2 separate regions of the Homo sapiens genome follow, and region 2 is linked to region 1. Evidence: read pairs that join two places in POLR2A ChIA-PET (ENCODE). Cell type or tissue: IMR-90. All regions are shown on one strand. Each heading gives the region's core, and the rest is flanking DNA. Links, peaks and the distances in the headings are about the cores only.

Region 1 (7,228 bases), core at 2,061-4,560:
TCTGAGTGCTCAGAGGTGCCAAGTGCTGTGCTGAGGGCTTTGAAGGTGATTTCTCCTCAGTCCTGGACAATCCCAGGAGGGCCAGGTGTTATTACATCCATTGTACACACCAGGAAGTGGGCTCCTCTGAGGTGCAGGGCCCCGCCCAAGGCCATACAGTTAGTGGGGTAGAGCTTTGATGTCCACTATAGGGGTGTCCACCTTCAAGGCTTTGAAGTAGAGCCCTTCAGTGCCTCAGTGGGAGACCCGCTGCCGGGTGCTCTCCTGCCCTCCTCCTGGGGTGGGAGAGGATGAGGGAAGGGTAGAAAGGATGTGTTGTGTTGACAGAGCCTGGGACACCCAGCCCACTCCTCTGGCCAGGCATCCCACAGGAAGTGGGAGGTATCGGAGCTGTAGCACCACCTGGGGCTCATGTGGGGCTGGTGGGTGTGCTGGGCCCTGGTACAGGAGCTAGGAGCACCTGGGTTCTGGGCCTGGGTGTGTGGGGGCTGGGCCTTCCTCTTCTGAGGCCTTGGTGCCACCAGAGGAGCTGCTCCTTCATGTTCAGCGGCTGCTCCCTAGCAACCCAGCGCAGCTTTGCATAAGCAATGAGGCCTCGCCAGCTCTGGGCAGGAGGGGTTCCCTGGGGAGGGTGGAGCTGACTTGGGGGCTGCTGCCACTGCTATAACTGGGCTCTTCCCCCCTGTCCTTCATGCCTGCCTGTCTCTTCCTCCTGGGTTCAAATGGCCCATTGGTGGAGGATGAGGAAGGAGAGAGGGGAGGGGAGTGCCAAAGCCTGTGACCTGAAATGCCCCCAGCTCACCTGGGATGATTCCATGTTCTCCCCACAGCCATGGGCCTAGGACAGTCCCAGCAGCTCCTGAGTGCCCCTTCCTAGGGCCTGAGCCCCTTTTTCAGAAGTCCTGGTATCTGATGTATGTCCTCCTGTCTCCATCCCCAGTTCTGGCATAAAGCATGCTTCCATTGCGAGACCTGCAAGATGACACTGAACATGAAGAACTACAAGGGCTACGAGAAGAAGCCCTACTGCAACGCGTGAGTCCTGTTCTGGGCAGGGGGCTGGGTGGGCACCTTGGCTCCCTCCCCGAGTGAGTTCTTCCTTTCCTTCCAATAACCGCAAGGTGACATTGGCGAACACTTCCATCCCCTACTTGAACATCACAGTTTGTCCTCACAACAGCTGAATGAAGCAAGCACTTTTTATCCCCATTTAAAGTGCTTTTATCCCCCATTTAAAGTGCATTTAAAGTACAGATGAGGAAACTGGGGCTTAGGGAAGGGAAGAGACTCTCAAGGTGGGATGGCTAGGGCAAGACAGGCTCTAACCCAATTTCGGGCAGTAAGGCGAGCACGTTTCTTTCCACTGTCCCCTGCTACAAAAGAGGGGGCTTTCCTCGTGGTCTTTCAAGAATGAGTGACGTGTCTGTTGTATTTGGGGTTGAGGACTTTGTTCTGTTTACCTTCCCTTATTTCTCTCCTCAAAATCGACAGTTTCCTTCTCTCACCTGGGTACTTCTAGGCTTTGGGGGCTCCTTCCTCCAGTGGTTCCTTCAAGAAAACTCTCTGGAAGCCTCATGCCAGCCCTTTTGGTGTTCATTTTTTGAGAATGGGCAGGGGTGCATAAAGGGTGTTGCCTGGGCCAGATAGATCTCTTCCCTGCCTGGTGAGGGAGGCTGTGGAGACTGTTTCTTTTGAGTATAGTCATCTTGAGTATAGTGCAGCTCTGTTCCTTCTGCACTGGGACCTGCAGCAGCTGACGGTAGGGAGGGAGTATAGAGGTGGGGTCCCCCATCCCAGAGCCTGGAGGAATACCTCCCCTCCCATCCCATCCCATCCCATCCCATGCAATCCCAGAAAGTACAGCAATTTTCCATCTTCCAATTGACCTTGTGAGTAGCAAGTACAAACTCAGTGTTGGGGCCTCACAGCCGCCTCCACCTGCGAGGTGGAGGCTTTGGAAGGTCAAGTCACTTATAAGTAATGATGTAATGATAATTTCTTTTTCTTTTAATTTGCTTTTTTTTTTTTTTTTGAGTCAGAGGACTCATCACCCAGGTTGGAGTGCAGTGGCGCGATCTTGGCTCACTGCAACCTCCGCCTCTTGGATTCAAGCGATTCTTGTACCTAAGCCTCCTGAGTAGCTGGGATTACAGATGCATGCTACCATGCCCAGCTAATTTTTGTATTTTTTAGTAGAGACCGGGGTTTCACCGTGTTGGCCAGGCTGGTCTCGAACTCCTGACCTCAAGTGATGCACCGCCTCAGCCTCCCAAAGTGCTGGGATTACAGGTATAAGCCACCTCGCCCAGCCTTAATTCGATTTTTTTTTTAATTTTAACTTTTTTTTTTTTAACTTCAACCAACTCAAGTAATGGTAATTTCAGTGTTCACATGAATTTAGGATCTGACTTGAGTCCAGTTTTTTTTTTTTTTCTCTTAATTCTCAGTCAGGAGGCTCTTTGCAGCTGAAGTTCACCCAGGGAAAAAAAAATTTGGGACTTGTCTAAAAAGGGGGCTTAAACCTCCAGCCTTACCCCTAACCTTACCCCAAACCTTCCTTGCTTCCTTACCCCCTCCCGTTCCCTGGCTAAGACCACTCTTTCATCTTTTTAGGGGCTCGCTCATTCAGCAGACATTTATTGCCTGCCTGCTGCTATAATACATACTAACCTGCACCAGGTGCTGGGAAAACAGATTCCTGATAAAAATCTCAAGCCCAAGAAGCAACATGAAGTTGTCCCTTCTGGAAGAAGGAGGGCACTGGGCAGGTTATCTGGGTAAAGGAAGGGTTGCAGCTCTGTCCTGGCCCCTCCTTCAGCTGCCCCTTCTCTTCTATTAATTTCTACTGTTCCTCTTCCCCCTACCAACCCCTCCCACCCCCACAAGGGAAATGGGACATTCTTCGAATTCTTAAGGGCTCACACAAGCCCTGGTTCTCTGCCACTTCCTCCCTCCATTGGGTAGTGGGGTGGGGTTCAGAGAAGCCAGGGCAGTTAACCCCTCCGTTGCTGGACCACCTCAGGCTAGATTCTGAGCCTCCGCCCCAGCACGCAGAAGTCTGACCGAGCCTTGGAGCCCAGTGACTCAAGCAGCCTAGAATTCAGTGAGCACTGGGAGCTGGAGAAAAATCAGAGGCTTGTCCTTGTTTTCTCTGCGTTTTATCAGCCTCATCCAAAGTTCCAGCTTACTGTTTTTACTGTCTTCTTGGGAAGCTGCCACAAGGTTGGGTGGAGGGCTCCTGCAGGGACTGGGGGAGCCAGAAGAGGCAGATCAAGGTTTCTTCTCTGGGTGATGCTTCCAACTTGCAGAGGCAGAGGTTCCCCTGTCTCCCTCCTGGCCTCCAGCCAAAAGAAGCAGGTTGGCCTCTCCATGTTTCCTCCAGCTTTTGTAGCCCTAGCCTCTGCCATGCCTCATTGACCTTTGGCCCAGTTGGGATGTTTCCTGGGAAGGAGCCTAGTGAGAGAGACCTGGGGGCTTTGTGACCCAGCTGTGTTTCACTTTAGCTGTAGTAGCACCTCCTCGCCCAAGGCAGTCATTCTCCCTCCCCTGCATCCACTGGGCCAAGAAGTTACCCGTGGGGATTCTGGGATGAACCAGGTGTGGCGCCCGCTTGCAAGGAGTGCTCTCTGGACGTGTCTGAGCCTTGGTTTCCCCATGGTTAAAAATTCCTGCCCAGGAGGCCTGGCATAGTGGCTCACGCCTGTAATCCCAGCACTTTGGGAGGCTGAAGCAGGTGGATCACTTAAGGTCAGGAGTTCTATCAGCCTGGCCAACATGGTGAAACTCGTCTCTACTAAAAATACAAACATTAGCCAGATGTGGTGGTGGGCACCTATAATCCCAGCTACTCAGGAGGCTGAGGCAGGAGAATTGCTTGAACCTGGGAGGCCAGGGCTGCAGTGAGCCAAGATTGCCTCTGCACTTCAGTCTGAGCGACAGAGCGAGACTCCATCTCAAAACAAACAAACAAACAAACTAAAGATAAAAAAAAATTCCTGCCCAGGGATGTTGGACCCTAGACCAAAGAGGATTTATTGAGCTCTTGCTATGTGCCAGACGCTAGGCCGAGTGTTTGCTGTCATTCCCTCCTGCTTTCTTACTTTTTTTGTTTTTATTTTGCTTTGGTTTTTTGGAGACAAGGTCTCCAAAAAAACTTCGTCCTGCTCAGTCACCCAGGCTGGAGTGCAGTGGAGTGATCATGGCTCACTGCAGCCTCCACCTCCTGGGTTTAAGTGATCCTCCTGCCTCAGCCTCCCTAGTAGCTGGGACCACAGGCATGTGGCGCCATGCTAATTTTTAAGTTTTTTGTAGAGAGGAGGGCTTGTCATACTCTTGGCCTCAGGTGATCTACCTGCTTTAGCCCAGCCTCCTCGTGTTTTCTTCCTGCCTCTGGTCTTATCCTTGAGTGACATTCAGGTTCCTGAATCCTGGGTTTACCAGGGTACAGCTTTCTGCCATTTCTGTTCTGGTCTTGCTTTGTGGACCACAGGCCTGGCTTCCTTCTCTGAAGCATCACGTGCTCCATGCTGGGCCAAGCCCAGTGCAGGACCCGTAGGGGCACGTGGTTTCTTCTGGCACTTTGCCAGGGAGTTGGGCCCACCCAGTGAGTGTGTGAGTTTGGTGTGCAGGGAGGCCTCTATGTTCTGCCTGTCTCTGGCTAGTCTCTGAGGGGAGCTAGGATCTTGCAGGGGGCTGGTCAAGAAAGAAGAAAGCTATCTTTCCCTGTGGTTTCTCAAGATTCAGATTTAAGCTCTAGAAAGTGACTGTAAAGTAGGCAGTGAAAAGGCCTCTTCTGTTTCTGTCCTTGCATCAGACTTGTTTGGGGGAGAGGCAGGGGAGAGAACATAGGCCAGAGCTCACTGCCAGCCCACCTGGTGTGGCGGACCCCCACATGCGTGCAGTTACACACATGCCTGGTGTGTAGGCAGACACCCACGCCGGTGCTGGGGCGGGGGAGGAGGACTTGGGAGCTGGACTGAATGGGCTGTGTTTGTGTTTCCACCTTCAGGACTGCAGCCATGCAGCCAATGCTGTGGCAAGGTTGAGGGTGCACTCCCGGCTTCTGCACAATAGCCAGTGGTGGAGGAAGAACTGCTAATAGAATTCTTTTTGTTTGTTTTTTTTGAGACGGAGTCTCTGTCGCTCAGGCTGGAGTGCAGTGGTGCGATCTCCGCTCACTACAACCTCTGCCTCCCAGGTTCAAGCGATTCTCCTGCCTCAGCCTCCCAAGTAGCTGGGATTACAGGCACCTGCCACCATGCCCGGCTAATTTTTGTATTTTTAGTAGAGATGGGGTTTTTCCATGTTGGCCAGGCTGATCTGGAACTCTTGACCTCAGGTGATCCACTCGCCTCGGCCTCCCAAAGTGCTGGGATTATAGGCATGAGCCACTGCCCGGCCCGAATTCTTTCTTGAAGCTTCTGGGTGGGTGGAGTGAGCCTGCTCTTGGTGAGAGAGATATTTAAGAGAGATATTTATGCCCTCCATTACTTGTTTTGTAAACTGGATTTTCCAAAAGTGGGGCAGATCAGTCCACACGCCCAGGCTTAGCATAAACCTGCATCGTTGTCTCCCTGCAGATAGTCTAGAGTACTGCCTGTTCCCTCCTCTTTAGGGCCCTACTGACAGGAGGCAGGGTTGCCAGCCAGGGAAACCAGCTTGTGAGGTGTCAAGTGGGAGGTGGGCATGGGCTGGGGAAGGAAAATTGGGGGACTTGGTTGCACCTTTCCCCTCTTCTCTGACTGCACATATTTGGGGTTCATTCTCCAGTTTCCTTGAGCTGTGGGGTAAGGACTGAGGAGGGTAAAGATGTCCCTGATTCTGGGGAGCCAGGAACTATGTTTCTGCCCCTTCCCTTAGGCATCAGATGGGAGTAGGGTGTGGTCTGTGTCAGACAAGGCTGGGTGCTTAAGTGTCTCTGGATTCTAGCAAACTGTCTTTAATCCCAGCTGCTTTTAAAAGGTGGGGCAGGGTTGGGTGCAGTGGTTTATGCCTGTAATCCCAGCACTTTGGGAGACTGAGGAGGGTGGATCGCTTGAGGCCAGGAGTTCAAGACCAGCCTCATCTCTACAAAAAATGAAATAAATTAGCCGAGTGTGGTGGTGTGGGCCTGTGGTCCCAGTTACTTGGGAGGCTGAGGCAGGAGGATTACTTGAGTCTGGGAGGTTGAGGCTGTAGTGAGCCCTGATTGCACCACAGCACTCCAGCCTGGCAACAGAGGGACACTCTGTCTCTAAAAAATGTAAAAATGAAAATAAAAATAGGTGGAGCAGGAGTAGGCAAACCCCGCACTGGGGCCCAGGGCTTTCCCTCCTTCCCAAAATTGTCTGCCTCTAACTGGAAAAATGGGGACTAGGGATGACAGTGTGGGGGAGGGCAAGTGCAAATGGCCAGCCCAAGTAGCCAAATGTGGCCTCCAGGTAGCCCTCCCACCTCACTTACCCCCAAATCCCTGTCCTTCAGGCCTCCTGGAGCCTGAGGGATCACTTTGCTTCCTAACACCTACGTTTTACAGATGAGGAAACAGGCCCGCGTTTCCATGCCTTACTCAACTTGCAGAATTGTTTCTCTTCTATATTACCGACAGGGGCAGGCTTTTTTTTTTTTTTTTTTCTTTTCATTTTGTGTGCAATCTGATGGCTGGTAAGTTCTTCCTCAAGTCTAGCCTTGATCTTTTTGACTGCTCTTTTTTTTCCTCTGATTGAACAATGCCTCCTTGTTGCTTCCTATCGCCACCACTTCAGCCCCTTAGGCCTGAGGGGATGGACGGGTGAGAAACTGGGTTAGCAGGGAGCCCTCCCTTCCCGCCTGTGGGCAGCCTTCCCAGTAGGGGCTTTTGGAATCCGCAGCTCTTTCTAGAGGCAGGATGTGGGGGCTGTTTTTTTTTTTTCCTTTTGGTAAAACCAAAAGCTCCTTGTTGCTTTTGTTGATGTCTTTTTGTTCCTCCTTGAACACAAAGCTGTGGTTTTTGAAGAGATCCAAGCCTGGAACGGGCGAGGCTCTGTGTAGAAAGGGCGCTGGGCTTTCGGGTTCGCTATCCTGTTCTTCTGACCCTGGAGTGTGGCTGATGGCAGGACTGGAGAGTGAGGCTGGTGGCTGACAAGCTGTCCCTGTCACCTGTGAGCCCGGAAACCTTGCCCCTGTAGTCCCACCAAGCAGGAAGGCCACCCAGAGGTCCTCACAGATAACCCCTCTCCTGGGACACAGGGCCTCTTCAGTATCATATCCT
Region 2 (2,500 bases), core at 1-2,500, 480 kb after region 1:
CGTTTTTATTTTGCCTCAACTTTTGAACAAAGTATTAGTTCAGGTTTTCCAGAGAAACAGAAACAATTACATATATATAAACTCTTCTCATACATATGCATATGAAGAGATTTATTATAAGAACTGTCTCACAGAAAGCTTATAATGTAATCCAGTCAGAGTCCAAAGGCCTAACTAAGAACCAGAAGTGGAGGTGAGGCAGTATTACCAGCGTCCAAAGGCCAGAACAGGAGCTCTGATGTCCAAGGAAAAGAGAAAATGAATGTCTCAGCTCAAGGAGAGGCAGTATTCTCCCTTCCTCCACCTTTTTGTTTTATTCAGGCCCTCAGCTGATTGGATGATGCTGGCCCACACTGGTGAGGGCGGATCTTTCTTTACTCAGTCTACTGATTTAAATACTAACCTCTTCCACAAACACCCTCACAGACACACCCAGAAATAATGTTTTACTAGCTATTCGGGCATCCCTTAGCCTTCTCAAGATGGCATATAAGGCCAGGAGCAGTGGCTCATGCCTGTAATCCTAGCGCTTTGGGAGGCTGAGGTGGGTGGATCACTTGAAGTTAGGAGTTTGAGACCAGCCTGGCCAACATGGCGAAACCCTGTCTCTTCTAAAAATACAAAGATTATCCGGGCGTGGTGGCGTACGCCTGTAATCCCACCTACTCAGAGGCTAAGGCAGGAGAATCACTAGAACCCTGGAAGTGGGGGTTGCAGTGAGCTGAGATCAAACCACTGCACTCCAGCCTGGGCAACAGAGTGAGACTCTGTCTCAAAAAAAAACAAAAAAACAAAAAAACAAACAAAAAAAACACCTCTCAGTAGAAACAATAACAACACTATCAACAGAATGAAAAGACAACCTACACATTAGGAGAAAATATTTGCAAATATCTATCTCAGGAGTTAACACCCAGAGTATATAAAGAAATCCTACAAACTGAAAAACAAACAAAAAACAATCCAACTAAAAAATGGGCAAAAGGCTTGAATATTCAGACGTTTCACCAAAGAAAATATACAAGGGACCGATAAGCACATGAAAAGATGCTAAACATCACTAATCATTAGAAAAATGCAAATCAAAACCACAAGATACCACTTCACAATCATTAGGAAGGCTATTTTCTAAAACAAAAAATCTGGCAAGGCGCAGTGGCTCACGCCTATAATCCCACCACACCACTTTGGGAGGCTGCTGAGGCGGGCTGATCGCCTGAGCTCAGGAGTTTGAAACCAGCCTGGCCAACCCCATATCTACAAAAAAAATATAAAAAATTAGCGTGGCGGCACGCACTTGTACCTGTAGTCCCAGCTACTTGGGAAACTGAGGCAGGAAAATGGCTTGAGTCCAGGAGGTGGAAGTTGCAGTGAGCCAGGATTATGCAACTTCACTCCAGCCTGAGCGTGGGTGACACAGCAAGATCCTGTCTCAAAAACAAACAACAGAGGTGGGCCTGCAATCCCAGCACTTTGGGAGGCCAAGGCGGGCAGATCATGATGTCAGGAGTTCAAGACCAGCCTGGCCAACATGGTGAAACCCTGTCTCTACTAAAAATACAAAAATTAGCCAGGCGTGGTAGCACACCGGAGGCTGAAGCAGGAGAACTGCTTGAACCCGGGAGGCGGAGGTTGCAGTGAGCCAAGATCACGCAACTGCACTCCGGCCTGGGCAACAAGAGTGAGACTCCATCTTGGAAAAAAAAAAAACCCAGAAAGTAACAAGTGTTGGTGAGAATGTGGAGAAATTGGAAACCTTAAGAGACATTGCTGCATTGCTCATGGGAATGGAAAATGGTGTGGCTGCTACAGAAAACGGTATGGCAGTTCCCTAAAAAATTAAACAGAATTTTCATATGATCCGGCAATTCCTATTCTTATTCCTATTTCTTCAATTCCTATTTTGGTACATATCTGAAATAACTGAAAGCAGGTTCACAACAGCCAAAAGGCAGAAGTCACTCAGGTGTCCAACAGATGAATGAATAAACAAAATGTGCTTTTTACATAAAATGGAATATTTAGTATTAAAAAGCAATTATTACATACAGAATTAAATTATTCAGATAAAACATTAAAGTATTAAATGTATAAACATAAAATATTAAAATTATGTTGTTTTATGATTATATAAAATTTACATAAAAACATATATTACATATTATTTAGTATTAAAAATGAAAAAATTCTGACACATGGATGAACCCTGAAGACATTATGCTAAGTGGAATAAACCAGTCACAAAAGTACCACTTACAAAGGGTACCCACAGTAGTGAAATTCATAAGAGAAAGGATAGTGGTGGTTGGCAGGGGCTAAAAGGGGAGAGGGAATGGGGAGTTACTGTTTAATGGTTAGAGAAGTTTCAGTTTGGGAAGATGAAAAAAGTTCTACATGTGGATGGTGGTGACAGGTTTCATAACAATGTGAATGTACTTAATGTCACTGAACTGTACACTTGAAATTGCTTTACGTGGTACATCTTATGCATATTTTATAA

The links. ChIA-PET counts read pairs that join two places held together with the same protein. Peaks named below come from ENCODE experiments on the same cell type or tissue, not always from the same donor. Only the 100,000 strongest peaks of a DNase experiment are listed, where the experiment ranks them.
Region 2: POLR2A ChIA-PET joins it to region 1 with 5 read pairs; 3 of 35 experiments call an interaction of 5 or more read pairs at or near these places.

What each region holds. Positions count from the first base shown.
Region 1 is chr17:38,877,146-38,884,373 of GRCh38, forward strand. It overlaps LASP1 (LIM and SH3 protein 1), which reads left to right. Exons shown (of 7, transcript NM_006148.4): 2 at 941-1,035. Among named protein-coding and RNA genes, the nearest start is that of LASP1, 11 kb to the left of the region's middle. RefSeq lists silencers at 610-689, 7,121-7,170 and enhancers at 2,781-3,363, 4,531-5,113. In IMR-90, for the core only: no CTCF peak of the experiment used is centred there; a DNase peak (open chromatin) is centred at 3,006; H3K27ac peaks cover 1,891 bases.
Region 2 is chr17:39,357,908-39,360,407 of GRCh38, forward strand. All of the region lies in intron 1 of FBXL20 (F-box and leucine rich repeat protein 20), which reads right to left. Among named protein-coding and RNA genes, the nearest start is that of FBXL20, 42 kb to the right of the region's middle. RefSeq lists an enhancer at 1,209-1,503. In IMR-90, for the core only: no CTCF peak of the experiment used is centred there; no DNase peak of the experiment used is centred there.